Regions from separate parts of the Homo sapiens genome. Here all the other regions are linked to region 1. A link is a contact called in ENCODE Hi-C or POLR2A ChIA-PET data. All regions are on one chromosome and are shown on one strand. The core of a region is the stretch at or near the end of the contact, and the rest is flanking DNA. Distances in the headings are between cores, read along the strand shown. Region 1 overlaps LOC101928277 (a long non-coding RNA gene). Region 2 holds the start of LINC03002 (long intergenic non-protein coding RNA 3002). Region 3 has its middle 22 kb from the start of LINC03002.

The links. A loop is a pair of places that touch in the nucleus more often than their neighbours do. ChIA-PET counts read pairs that join two places held with the same protein, here RNA polymerase II (POLR2A). Pooled maps may share reads with other maps.
Region 2: a loop to region 1 is called in a map of MCF 10A, with 10 times the contacts of the local background. The contact joins the promoter of LINC03002 here to the enhancer-like site in region 1. A Hi-C loop is called at or near these places in 7 of 168 maps with a recorded cell type or tissue (MCF 10A, PC-9, Right ventricle myocardium inferior and 4 more) and 9 of 50 pooled maps. POLR2A ChIA-PET finds 5 or more read pairs at or near these places in 2 of 52 experiments (MCF 10A and PC-9).
Region 3: a map of A673 shows a loop between it and region 1 (4-fold over the local background). The contact joins two enhancer-like sites. A Hi-C loop is called at or near these places in 2 of 168 maps with a recorded cell type or tissue (A673 and astrocyte of the cerebellum) and 4 of 50 pooled maps. POLR2A ChIA-PET finds 5 or more read pairs at or near these places in 2 of 52 experiments (MCF 10A and endothelial cell of umbilical vein).

What each region holds. Positions count from the first base shown.
Region 1 is chr6:134,821,524-134,826,015 of GRCh38, reverse strand. All of the region lies in intron 2 of LOC101928277 (a long non-coding RNA gene), which reads left to right. Among named protein-coding and RNA genes, the nearest start is that of ALDH8A1, 130 kb to the left of the region's middle. Within about 2 kb of position 2,940, at least 5 of the 41 ENCODE cell types and tissues checked have a DNase peak (open chromatin) inside an H3K27ac peak, as active enhancers do.
Region 2 is chr6:134,538,236-134,542,781 of GRCh38, reverse strand. LINC03002 (long intergenic non-protein coding RNA 3002) reads left to right here and starts at 2,777. Exons shown (of 3, transcript NR_125856.1): 1 at 2,777-2,883.
Region 3 is chr6:134,515,869-134,520,595 of GRCh38, reverse strand. No RefSeq gene overlaps it. Among named protein-coding and RNA genes, the nearest start is that of LINC03002, 22 kb to the left of the region's middle. Within about 2 kb of position 3,380, at least 27 of the 41 ENCODE cell types and tissues checked have a DNase peak (open chromatin) inside an H3K27ac peak, as active enhancers do.

The DNA of each region.
Region 1 (4,492 bases), core at 1,691-4,190:
GTCTTTTAATGACATCTACGTACTATCCTTTTCTGACATCAAAACCGACCCTGGCCGGGCGCAGTGGCTCACGCCTAAAATCCCAGCACTTTGGGAGGCCGAGGCGTGTGGATCACGAGGTCAGGAGATTGAGACCTTCCTGGCTAACATGGTGAAACCCCATCTCTGCTTAAAAAAAAAAAAAAAAAAAAATTAGCCAGGTGTGGTGGCGGGTGCCTGTAGTCCCAGCTACTCGGGAGGTTGAGGCCAGGGAATGGCATGAACCTGGGAGGCAGAGCTTGCAGTGAGCGGAGAGCTCACCACTGCACTCCAGCCTGGGTGACAGAGCAAGACTCCGTCTCAAAAAACAAAACAAAGCAAAACAAAAAAACTGACCCAATGGTCCCATAGACAGTTCTTTTTGATAAACATAGAAATTGACCTTTCTAGTCTTAAAGCTTGAAACTAATATTCGTTTTATCTGAGTTCCTTTCTTATGAAAGGACTTTCATACCTCTCAAAAAAAGTATCAAAGGACTGAAATTCACGAAGTCACCAGATCCAGACAATGAGATGCCTGACCCCTCATTCGTCATGATTTCTTCTTTGCCCCTCCCTAGTTCCTGTTTTCTTACACATTGTTACATTTTTCTCCCTGCTATATAAACCCACGTTTCAGTTGATAAGGGAAATGGATTTTTTTTTTTTTTTTTGAGATGGAGTCTTGTTCTGTCACCCAGGCTGGAGTGCAGTGGTGCAATCTCAGCTCACTGCAACTTCCGCCTCCCAGGTTCAAGCTATTCTCCTGCCTCAGCCTTCCAAGTAGCTGGGACTACAGGTGTGTGCTACCATGCCCAGCTAATTTTTGTATTTTTAGTAGAGATGGGGTTTACCATGTTGGCCAGGCTGGTCTCAAGCTCCTGACCTCAGGCAATCTGCCTGCCTCAGCCTCTTAAAGTGTTGAGATTACAGGCATGAGCCACCATGCCTGGCCAGGGAAATGGATTTGAGACTGAGCCCCCATCTTCTAGGATGTAGCACCCAATTAAAGCCTTCTTCCTTGGCATGTCATCATCTCAGTGATTGGTTTTCTGTGCAGCCAGCAGCAGGACCTAGACTGAACCCTTGGTGTTTCGGTAACAACATCAGTGTGATTGATGTCCTCATGAAACCAATGGAATCAGAATTTCCTAGAAATCTTTACAAAGCTTTTGCTTCTCTCATGTTGTATTCTTCAGTCCATGGTGGTTTACATTTGCCTCTTTTATCATCTCTTTTAGTCTGAAAATTTTCTGTTTCTCGTATTAGTGCTTTCAAATAGATTGCCTATTGGATTATTTTCTCATTTATATAGCAGACTCGGATTGGATGGGGGGATATGATTAAAAGACAATTACATATATTTAATACTTTTAGAGGATTTATACAGGAACAAAAATCAGAGGAAGACCTACAAGATTTTCTAATTTAAAAATTTTTAATTATTCTAATAAGCATTTCATGCTCTTAGCTCTTTACTATGAAGAAATGGACTGGGAGCCAACAGATCTGAGTTCCTGTCCCTGCATTGACAAATAATTCATTTTCAGAGCCTGTTTCACAAGCCATGAAATAAGGGAACCATTTTATGTAGAAAGTAGCTTCAAAACAGCTGGGATGAATAAAGTACTTTATTACCTGGAGACTTCAAACACAGTTTTTTTGCTGTGGCCCATAATTTGATAGTGTCTAATTGCATCTAAAATCCAAGTTTTCGGCCAGGCGTGGTGGCTCACACCTGTAATCCCAGCAATTTGGGAGGCCAAGGTGGGCGGATCATGAGGTCAGGAGTTTGAGACCAGTCTGACCAACATGGTGAAACTCCATCTCTACTAAAAATACAAAAATTAGCTGGGCGTGGTAGTGTGTGCCTGTAATCCCAGCTACTCAGGAGGCTGAGGCAGGAAAATCGCTTGAAACTGGGAGGCAGAGGTGGCAGTGAGCTGAGATCGCACCATTGCACTCCTGCCTGGGTGACAGAGTGGGACTCCGTCTCAAAAAAAAAAAAAAAAGTTTTCTGCGATGGCATCTAAGCATCTTTCTGTTCCAGTCCTGAACTGCCTTCCACATCACTTCCCACCCATCTTCTTGGGCCCTGATCCTTTATCACATGCTGTACTCTCAGGACTCCTGACCTTTGCTTCTGCTGTTCCCCCTGCCTAGCATACCACACCCATTTCTTTAGAAATCAAAGGCCCATCTATCTCCTTCAAAACTCAGATCTAGTGTTTCCTCTTGCATGCAGCTTTTTCTAACCTCAGCAGAATGAATTTCCCCCTTCCCTTTGTGCTTTCTCATAATGGAACATTTATCATATGGGATAATTACTTGTTACATGTTTTGTTTTCTATTTAATACCTCCTAAGTTTTGACTGAAGCTTGTCCACATGCTTGGTCACAGAACTGTCCTGGGAAATTCCCTGATGAATTATTTCAAAAGCAACCAAAGTGTCCTAACTTGATGGTAGCAGGGGAAAAACAAGGATCATCTCAGTGTGGCTGAATGAAAAGCAGTATCTATCTGGATCTTCATAAATGATGGAATTGATTTGCCACACCATTTGGTAAAGGCCTGAAGCCGTGGTTAACAGGGTTATTTTGATGAAAACTTGAAACAAAAAACACTCAAAGGACAACAGCCCCGGTGGCCCTTGAGGCAAATGATTGATTCCTGGGGCTATGTTGGAAAGTTTGGCAGAGAAGAGACTGAAATATGCTGTGGGGTGAGGAGGTTGTAGGAGGGGGCCCCACTGGGAGATTCTTGGGCTTTGGAAACATGGGGGAGAGAAAATGGTCCAGAAATGTTGTCTTGGGAAATTAGGGACAGCAGAGCTAGGGATAACAGCATGTCTAGAATACGCTGATAAATTTCCACTAGATGACGCTGTTTCCTCATTTGGCGAATGAGATTTATTACCCTACCCCTACCGGCCAACCTAAGCCCCGGACCACGGACCACGGACCACAGAGGCGTGAGAGCCTGGAGGCCTGGGCTCTAGTTCCAAATCTGCCCCTCCCTGGAATGAGGCCTGGAAGGAACAGACCTCCAAGATTCCCTGAGATTCCTCATTTGTAAAACAAAGAAATCCTCAACCAGGTGCTTTCTAAAACTTCTCCAATTACTTTTTAAAATACGTTTTATTTTTCCATTTTAATGAAAACTGTGGGGATATGTATTGCCTTTTATGTAAATATATACTTGTCATACAGAAATATCAATTTTTATTTAACCAAATCTCATTTAGATAATTAGACTCTGTAAAGCATACGGGGCAAGAATCAAATGAATAACAGTATACTTGTACACATTGGTATGCCTCCTGGGCCTAAACATTTCCCATTTATGTATGCAGTGAATTGTAGAGCTGGAAAGAATCTTAGAGGTTATACAAATAGTTCAGTCTTTTACGTATCTAATATCTAAACATAAGCTTCTCCAGGGGAAAAATTCTATTATTTTTTTTTCCATGATGAATTTTTTTTAGGGTCTGTAGTTGTAGAACTATGTCCTTGTGCTTGAGGCCAGCTCTATACTGAGTTCTCTCATGCAGGTTATCATTTGACGCACGACTTCCGAAGCTCGCTTAAGTCATAACTGAATCATTGAATGACATCAAACACCTAGCTGTTGTGTTTGAGCTCCTTTTTTTTTTTTTTTTTTTTGCCTACTCTTGTGATATGGGTCTGTCCAGCAGTGCTTCTCTCTGTTTGCTTCAGATGTTTTCAGTTATATGGAAATTAAACTCCAAGGGAAGAATATGGGGTGGATCAAATTCTGTAACTGTGTCAATCCCTGCCCCCTCCCCAGAGGACACATCCAGATCCATGTCTCTGCCTCGTGTTTACCATCAGTGGAGCCCAGATTGTTTCAACACATAGAAAGACCCACTGCTTTTCCTGGCAAGTCCTGAAGGTCATTTGTTTGCTGCTTTTTACGGTAATTGCAACAACCATTTATCCCCTTGTAAACAAATAGTGTGCTTCTAACCTATGTACCACAGTTAAAACGTTATCCCAGTAGGACAAGAGAGTTGCTGACAAAGAGAACTGGCAACATAGGGGGGAGAAAGAAGCAAGGCGTAGTCTGTCTCTTACAAATGTGGGTCATATATATTTCTGTCTGAAGGAGATGATGGACTTCAATTTTGTTCTTCCAATTCCTTTCTATACCCCAGTGAGAACAGTTTTTAGTACATATTTAAGTTCTTTTGCTTTAAGAAGAAAGATAAGAATGATAATAATCTCTGAATGTACCAATCCGCTGTTAAACCCCCTCCACCACCCACCAAATAACTCCTCTCACTAGATCAGTTCAGCCCCAGGGTTCATAGTTAACAAGGCTTCATTAGGGCTGAAAAAAAAATTGCCTTTGCTTCCAAACACGGGTTGAGCTCTGATACGGCCTCAGCAGGGAACAGATTTCCCCCTTTTATCTCTTTGCTTCACTGGTGTGTAATCTTGTCTTTTGGAACGG
Region 2 (4,546 bases), core at 1,528-4,027, 280 kb after region 1:
AGTATTCAACACATATGTTTTTCCCTAAATTAAGACAAATTGAATTAGATGTGCTTTAATATAATATGTGATCTCTCTTCTGGACATTATGTGGTCCCAGCCCAGAGAATATACAGACAATTGATCCTTGAACAGTGTGGGGTTTGTGCAGTTGAAAATCCAAGTAAAGCTTTTAACTCCCTTAAAACTACCATCAGCTCACTGTCGACCAAAAGCCTTACTGATAACATAAACAGACAATTAATACATATTTTGTATGTTATATGTGTTATATACTGTATGTAAGCTAGAGGAAAAAAGAAAATCATAAGGAAGGGAAAATATATTTACTATTAATTAAATGAAAGTAGATCAACAATGGTCTTCATTCTCATTGCCTTCAGATTTGGTAGACTGAGGAAGGGGGGGGTTGGGTTGGTCTTGCTATCTCAGGGGTGGCAGAGGCCGAGGGAAATCCATGTATAAGTGTACCAGCACAGTTCAAACCCATGTTGTTCAAAGATGTGTGTGTTGTATAAATACATATGTATATATAAATTATGTGCTCCAGCATTATTCTCTAGATTTTTTTTTTTTTTTTTTTTGACAGAGTCTCGCTTTGAAGCCCAGGCTGATGTTGTGCAATCTTGGCTTACTGCAACCTCCACCTCCGGGGTTCAAGCGATTTTTCTGCCTCAGCCTCCCGAGTAGCTGGGATTACAGGTGTGCACCACTATGCCTGACTAATTTTTTGCATTTTTAATAGAGACAGGGTTTCACCATGTTGGCCAGGCTGGTCTCGAACTCCTGGCCTCAAGTGATCTGCCCACCTTGGCCTCCCAAAGTGCTAGGATTACAAGCATGAGCCACCGCGCCCGGCTAGCATTTTTAAAAAGTCATAGAGTGTTAGAGTTAAAAAGAACCCCAGAGTATCCCACTCAATTTAAGAATCTCCTTTGCAGAGTTTTGGCCAGTTGTTATCCATTTTATTTAATAATTTAATTTCATTTTATTCTTTTAACCTGGGTTGGGGGAGGGACCTGATGAGGAACAGATAGTTTCACAGACCCTTTTACTCAAAGCCAATTGCTAATATAAATTCTCTTCTCCAGAAGCCTATTGTAATCAGGGATAAGTTGAGTCATAGGTAGCGGAAAGGTCATCAAAAACTTTTGCTATCCCTAGGTTTGGGCAATCCTTTCTGAAGAATTTCACAAGAAGATTCTACCAAATTTTCAGAAATTTAAGAGTTCTGTTATGAGCTCAGCTAAAGATAAGCCATTCAGAGAGTAGTTTTGAGTCCTTTTCATGAGCTTTAGCTAGAATTTTGATTTCTTGGTACTTTTTGATTCATTTCATTCTTGGGAAAGCTAAGTGCATGGATTGTCATTTTCGTCAGTGTCTTGCGTCAGTTACAAGATTGACATCTATTCTTTTTACCTTGGGACAAGAACACTGGATTCCAAGAAGCAACTTCCAGGTTTTTCAAGTTTTTCAGTATCAGTATTTCCTTATATATGGGTTCTGTCGACCTTGCCGTAGACACACAGATATATGTAGGAGGTTAGCCCGCTGGTGGTGATGAAAGCCAGCCTTTACAGTCAACTGGAGACTGGTCACTTGTCCACATGCCTAAGGGATCTGACCTGATGAACAGGGCCTACCTGAGGAACCTGACATGTGGGTTCTGTACTTTCTGCTGCCAGCTCTTTATGAGGTTCAAGGGTCTTTAACTTTGTCTCTGTACTAACTCCTTGTACTGCTGAAAATAGACAATGCCTATCTAACTTTGCCAGGTTATTTTGAGAGTCAAAGGAAAAAATATGTGCAGAGTTAAAAGTGCCGTGGAAGTGAAAAAGTGGTGTGTTCTTTCTTCTATTCCTATTGGGAGTTGACTGCTTATCTCATTTTGCATAATAAACTGGCCCAGATTGGGTGGAGCAGATAGAAAGGAAGAGGTGTCTAGCAAGAAAAGATGGGCTTAACAGTGTTTGCTTTTTTCTCCATGTACTGATTGAGACTATTTCTTAATCAGAGAAAATCTGTTTGGGATCCAGAATGGTTTTCTCTGAAAAGAAGATGAATTGCTAAGTTATAAAACTAGGGCAATGGGATGGAGAGACTTCTCACCCATGATTTGATACTGTGGATTACTTACTTCTCTTCATTTTCTTAAGAGCCATAATTGCCCTGCAATGGATCATGGATCCCAGGCTGCTTCTGGACAGGTACTATTGGGCCAACACTCAGACTTACGTTCAGTACCCCCATTTGTGTCCTGTGGCATTGTGCCCAATGTAGCAACTAGAGTGATAAATGACTTCCTGCGCCTAAGGTCACCAAACAAGCAAATGCTCCCCAGGGTCATTAGATGGCTTTGTGTTCTTCTCCTAAATTGTTCCATCAGTGAGCCAGGATGGTGGAGGACTTGATTTTTTTTAATTTTATTTTTGATGCTCCTTCTAGGCTCCAGACTCACTGGAGACATCCTGACACATAATGCTTCGCCCAGCACAATGCGATGCCCTTTACCTAGTAAAAGGGTGAGTCCCGTAAAGGTGCTGCCTTCCCCCCAGAACAAACAAGGGAAATGCATCAGGAGAGCTCAGCTGCAGACAGAATGCACATCATGAAGCAGGAGCCACCCTGGGATTCCTCAGATGAAAGCCAATTTCAATGAACATTGTGTTTCAAAGCCCGCTTCCTCTTGCTCGGTAAGAGCTGCAGAAGGAACATCCCACTTGAGTCTGCTGACACAAAAGAATGCTGTGGCTGGGAGATCTTATCGAGCCTTCCTGTGCCACAGCAACAGAGCTCCAGTTGTGTCTTGTAAGAATTGGTCATTGTTTCATGGGGACGACTGGCTCCTTTGGGTGGGATCTGATGGCATCTCATGGAGTTGAGGTAGGTGGTGCTGGGAGGTCAGCCAGCCACATGACCTGGCTTGCTGGCTTCTCGGAAGTCAGATAGAAGAGCAAACTTCACCCAGTTTGCTGGATGCCGAATAGTTAAACATTTTAAGTTTAACCATTAAAATATGTATTTTCTGTTTCCTTAATAATATCTTCAACTGTACAAGTTAAGAACAAAAATTAGAAATGATGTTCAGGTTTTCTCAGTTGGTATAAGCTGTTTATTGTTCTCTTTTAACCAACAGTTATTTGATTCTAACAAAACTGAGGAAAATCAAGTAGTGTTTTGAAAAATATAAATTTAATTATTTAAAACTATCTATGGAGAATGTAGATGCTAATACGTAAACATTTTAGTGTTGATGACATAAGTCTCAAAAATATTTATTTGCTTCGTGAAGATGAACTTCCAGTTTACAATCATCACATTTGTATATAATAGTGTAAGTTAATAACATCAACTTAATTAAATTTGGCTAATTCTAGATAGTGTCTTCTTTTCCTAGAAAGCTCGTGGCCTTTTCCAGAGAGGGAAAATTGATGGTTACTTGTTCAGTTATACGGAGAGTAGAATTTGAATTTTCTTCTCTTTCCTCTTTCTCTTCCTAAAGGTCTGCTGCAGTAATGAATACATATAGAAATATATATAACTGTCGGTAAGACATGTCAGGGAAAAGGGGGGCCGTGAGTTTCCTAAAGGAACTTAAAGAAATTTTTTTTAGATTGAGGGGGTACATGTGTAGCTTTGTTACATGGCTGTATTGAGTGATGCTGAGGTTTGGGCTTCTGTTCGAACAATCACCCAAATAGTGAACACAGTATTCAATAGGCAGCTGTTAAAGTCTTGCTTTGCTTCCTCCCCTCTTCCCCCACTTTTGGAGTCCCCAGTGTCTATTGTTTTCATCTTTATGTCCATGTGTACTCAATATTTAGCTCCCACTTGTGAGAACATGCAATATTTGATTTTCTGCTTCTGCGCTAATTCACTTAGGATAATGGCCTCCAGCTGCATCCACATCTCTGCAAAGGACATGATTCCATTTATTTTTATGGTTGCATAGTATTCCATGGTGTGTATGTATCACATTTTCTTTGACCAGTCCACCATTAATGGACACCTAGGTTGATCCCATGTCTTTGCTCTTGTGACTAGCGTTGTAATAAACATATGAGTGCAGGTGTATTTTGGTAGAATGATTTATTTTCCTTTGGGTATATATCCAGAATGGGATTGCTGGGTCAAAGGGTAGTTCTATTTTTAGTTTAAAGAAATATTTTAAATCCCTCTTTCCCATATCTCCCTGTAGAATTTTCTAAAATGCTGTTTGTTCCATGTATTCTGATATTCAGAAAAAACAATTATTTTGCTTTAACTTTGTACAAAGTTCTGAGGATCAAGATATTACCAAAACACCATCTCTGTTCTAAATATACATTTTAAAATTATCATGCATAATTAGTTATGTGTAAATGTTTCTGCCCTCACTGAACTGTGAGCACCTTGAAGAAGGGAGCTAGACCATATTCATCTTCCTGTCTCCAGTGCTGACCACAATGTCCTGCACATAGAAGTGCTTAGTGAATATTTATTGACGGACAGGTGGATGGATGGGTGAGCAGATGGATGAATGGATGGCCATGCTATAGCCTAGCAC
Region 3 (4,727 bases), core at 2,131-4,630, 310 kb after region 1:
ACCTCTGAGGCACTGTGAAGAATCTGATAGTCGAACTGAATGAAGCCAAGTCCAGTCTTTACGGAAAAATTTACACAACACTTCCAGGTGGGCAGATTCAAAGACAGGATGAATCATGGTTCAGTGCAGTGGTTCCTGGCTGTAATCCTAGCACTTTGGGAGGCCGAGGCAGGGGGACTGCTTAAGACCAGGAATTCAAGACAAATCTGGGGAACATAGTGAGACCCCGTCTCTACAAAAAATTTTAAAAAATTAGCCAGGTGTGGTGGCCCGTTCCTGTGGTCCCAGCTACTCAAGAGGCTGAGGCGGGAGGGTCACTTGAGCCCAGGAGTTTGAGGTTACAGCAAGCTATGATCGCACATCACTGCACACTAGCCTGGGTGACAGAGCGAGACCCTGTGACCCCCTTCCTCCCTGAAAAAAAAAAAAAAAATAGGATGAATCAGTGTCAAAATTATGAAGAAAAATATTCTGGGTTCTTAATTCTCAAGGTCTGCATGACCAAAATGGTAAGAGCTCAGAGGGTACAAATTCAAAATGTATTCATTGCTAGAATTGATCTTTAGTGACTGCATTTGAAAAATCTGAAACCACTTGAAAAACAATTGTATATGTGCATATACGTACATGCGTGCGTATGTGTGTGTGTGACCTGAAAAATTTCATTATGAGGTCCTTTATATGGCTACTGTAGCAAGTCCTTCAGTTTATACCAAATGTCTCCTCATAAATCAGTAAACCTCTTCATTTGTTCCTTGATAATGTAAGAGCAATTTCTTTAGAAGGCATATACTGTCCTATAACTGCAGCTTTCTCTTTGTCTCATCTGTACACAATACATAGAATTAAGCACAAAGAAGCAAATGGATGTACCAAAAACAAAGAGCAAACTTTGCAGGGAGTTACGTGCAGGGTCTGAGAGCATTTCCTGTCTCATAGATAGGAAGCATTTGCATCACGGCTTGTCATCTGCGCTGTCGGGCCCAGTGTCTCCTAACTTCCTGAAATAAAACCAGACTAAGCAAAACAATAAAAGTGACAATTTCTCTGTGTTTTGGAATTCCAAACTCCTATTACTGGAACATTAAATCTTTCAACCCTACTGGCTAATGTGCCTTCCAAAATTAACAGTGTTTTTGTAATGGTTTGTTTTTAAAATATAATGCTGCAATATACATTCCATATATTATAACAACTTCTTATTATTATTATTTTGAGATGGAGTTTCACTCTTGTTGCCCAGGTTGGAGTGCAATGGCGTGATCTTGGCTCACTGCAACCTCCACCTCCCAGGTTCAAGTAATTCTCCTGCCTCAGCCTCCTGAGTAACTGAGATCACAGGTGCCCACCACAATGCCCGGCTAATTTTCTATGTTTTTATTAGAGACAGGGTTTCACCATGTTGGCCAGGCTTGTCTCGAACTCCTGACCTGAGGTGATCCGCCCACCTTGACCTCCCAAAGTGCTGGGATTACAGGCATGAGCCACCGCACCCAGCCTATAACACTTATTTTAAACATTATTCCCAAATTCTGCTAATCTTTGTGTCAAGAGAAAAATACTGGCTTATTAAAATTTACTTTTCCTTTTACTCTTCTAAATGGCTTGAACAAAACTCATTCTCCCTTGAATGTTAATTGGGTTTCAGGTGTGGGCAGATGACAGAGAAATACATAATATAAAAACAATCCTTAGTTTTGTCTGTAAATTTATCTTTCTTGCCCTTCAAGTGTACTTGATGGTCCAGTGGTTTCCAACTGTGATACAAAATTTTCATTTGCCTTTATAAGAAATCATCTCGTATAAAGAAGTGGTCATATTTTATCAGCATCATCACCAACAAACACATCACCATCACCACTTTTTAATTTGTAGAAAATCCGGTCTTATCTGCCAAGTTGGCAAGATATCAAAAGAGCGTGTTTTAAGGTGGTTCAGTTCTGGATGAGTTTGGGAAGTTCATGGTCGAGTCTGGGGAGAACTTCTATGTCATAAACCTCCACATCACATAGGTTAACAGAGTAATAGAATTGTGTAGGTACAGAGACCTGATGAAACCTACTGACACCTCTGCTTTTCAAACCAAGAGAGTGCCCCTTCTAGGGTGCCCTTGGGAATGTGCAGCCATGAATTAGGTGTGCCTGGAGTAAAGGAACACACAAGACTGCGAGATGGGATGAGGTGAGTGTGAGTGAGTGCATGGAGAGAGGTTTAGGTAGGACATAATATCTATGTTTTAAATATCAAAACAAACTCAGATGATGGAAACGAATATAAATTTTTCATAAAATTTTAGGGAACAACTAACTTATTTTCTGTTTAGAGCAAGCATTCAGACCTGTAGAGAGTACAAATTCATTCAGCCCAGAAGAAACGCTTAAGGAGAGTGATCTGATCCCATGCTTTCATTATGCTGCAAGGAAATAGAAGTGATTTACCAGCCCACTAGAATCCTGGTTTTCTGACTGCCAGGCCTCAGCTCCAATTCATAGCTCTTTAAGAAAAGAGGAAATGCAGAATTAACTTCTATTAAATTTCATCCATGGGCCAGACAGGATGACGACTGCCAGGCATTGTCATCGTCACAAGCGGTGGTTACGAGCTCAGGCTCCCAGGCACACTTCTTCAGTGGGAAATTGGTTCCACCTCTTACCTGTGTGACTTTAGGCAGGTCATTTTTAAGTCAACTGATTCCTAGTTTCTTCACTATAAAATGAGGATCATAAATGAAACTTCTTTACTGACAAGAATTAGATGAGACAATCTTTGCAAAATACTTAATGGTGCTTGGCGTGCAAATGTTAGTTCAGTGAAGACTGAATAGAAAAAAAGAGAAAAAAAATCCTTTGTCTGTGGGAGGGGTGAGGAAGAGGCAGTGGGGGTCGATTTTATGGCTGTTTTACAGATGAGAAAAATTGGGATTGAGTAAAATTCACTCATTTGCCAGCAAGTTGCAAAACCAGTATGTGAAGTTGTGTCTGTTTGAACCCCCACTTCAGATTGTGTCTGCGACACCGCAACGCCTTCCTGTTAAGAGAGCCGAGAGCTGGAAACTATGCTGAGGCCATCCCCTTTGGGAGCTGGCTGCCGCACTCACTGCACTCATGCTGAGTTCTGAAAGCCCTCTGGCAGCTCCCCAGCAATTCCAGCAATCTGCAAAGTTCTGAACTGGGTGCTGCCCAGGTGGCAGAAGTCAGTGAGCATATCCAGGTGACAGTGCAAATATGATTGTAGGTAGGAGTCCGGAATGTGACCTTGACTTCTTTTAGCCATTTCCCAGTCCGTTCTCAAGGGCAGATGCTGCGTCCTCTCTCAATGCAGGGCTGACTCACTCCATGCCCAACACTGTAAGAGCTTGCTCTCTGTCTCAGCTCTGCCAATAACGTGACCTTAGGCAGCTCACTTTACTTCTTCAAGGCAGGCTTAGGATAGATCCTCAAGCCACACCCCTGGCCAACAACTCGGATTCTACAGAGTGAGACACTGAAATATTTATATTTCTTTATGGTAACCTTTTCATTGAAGTAAACCTTACATCAGGAAAAAATGTGCAAGCCCTGTAAATATACAGATTAATTTTCACAAAGTGAACACAGTCTCACATTAAATAATAAAGCAATCCAGCCCAGAAGACACCCTCTGGGCCCCCTACTAGGCACCACTCTACCAAGATAACCACTCTATTTTGACTTTTAACATCATAGCTTACGTTTGCCAATTCTGAAATTTTAGATAAATGGAATCACACAGCATGTATTCTTTTGTACGTGGCTTCTCTCACTCAGTAGTGTGCTTGTGAAATTCATCCATGTTATTGCAGGTAGTTCTAGTTTGTTTTCATTGCTATATAGTAAGGGATCAATCTCCGGTTTTATAAATAAAGTTTTATTGAAACACTGCCAGGCTAATTTGTCTCAGTATTATCTACAGCTGCTTTCACACTACAGTGGTAGAGTTTAGCTGCCACAGAGATTACATGGCTGGCAAAGTTAGAAATATTTACTATCTGGCCCTTTACAGAACAAAGTTTGCTGAACCCCACTGTATGGTATCCAATCATATGAGCCCACTCTTTCTTTCTTTTTTCTATTCTTTATTCATTGATGGACATTCGGGTTTTTTACAGTTTTGAGTTATTACAAATAGTGCTGCTGTGAACATTCTCGTAGTGTCTTTTGGTGACATTTCTGTTGGATTTATGGAATGTGTATTTTTTAAAATCTTGGACTGATGCTTATGCCAGGTTTGGGAACTCCTGCTTTACAGACGTAATCTAACCCAAAATGTTTAAATTGTCTTGCTCCAAGTCATGCAGAAAATAATTGGCAGACCTGGGATTGATAACCAAGCCCTGTTCTTGGAACAATTCTATGTTTCCACTGCTCTTCCCATAGTTATTATCTTTAGAAGAACATTGTTAGAAAGCTCTTTACTTATCCAAGTTCTTTCACAAATATGACTCTTTTCTACGGTATTTGGCTGTACATTTTCAAGAACAGAAAACTCACTGCCTTATGATAATTTTAGAGAGAAGAGATTATGTAATCACTTAACCCAGTCTTCTCACATTATAAATTAGTAAATTGATGTTTGGAGATACTAATAATTCACTCAAAATAGGCATTTTGAGCCTTGACTTTTATCCTGTACTACAAAATGATTTTGAACCTGCATTTTTTGTCTTTGCAATTTGTACTACTTCAGTCAATTAACTTAATTAACTAGTA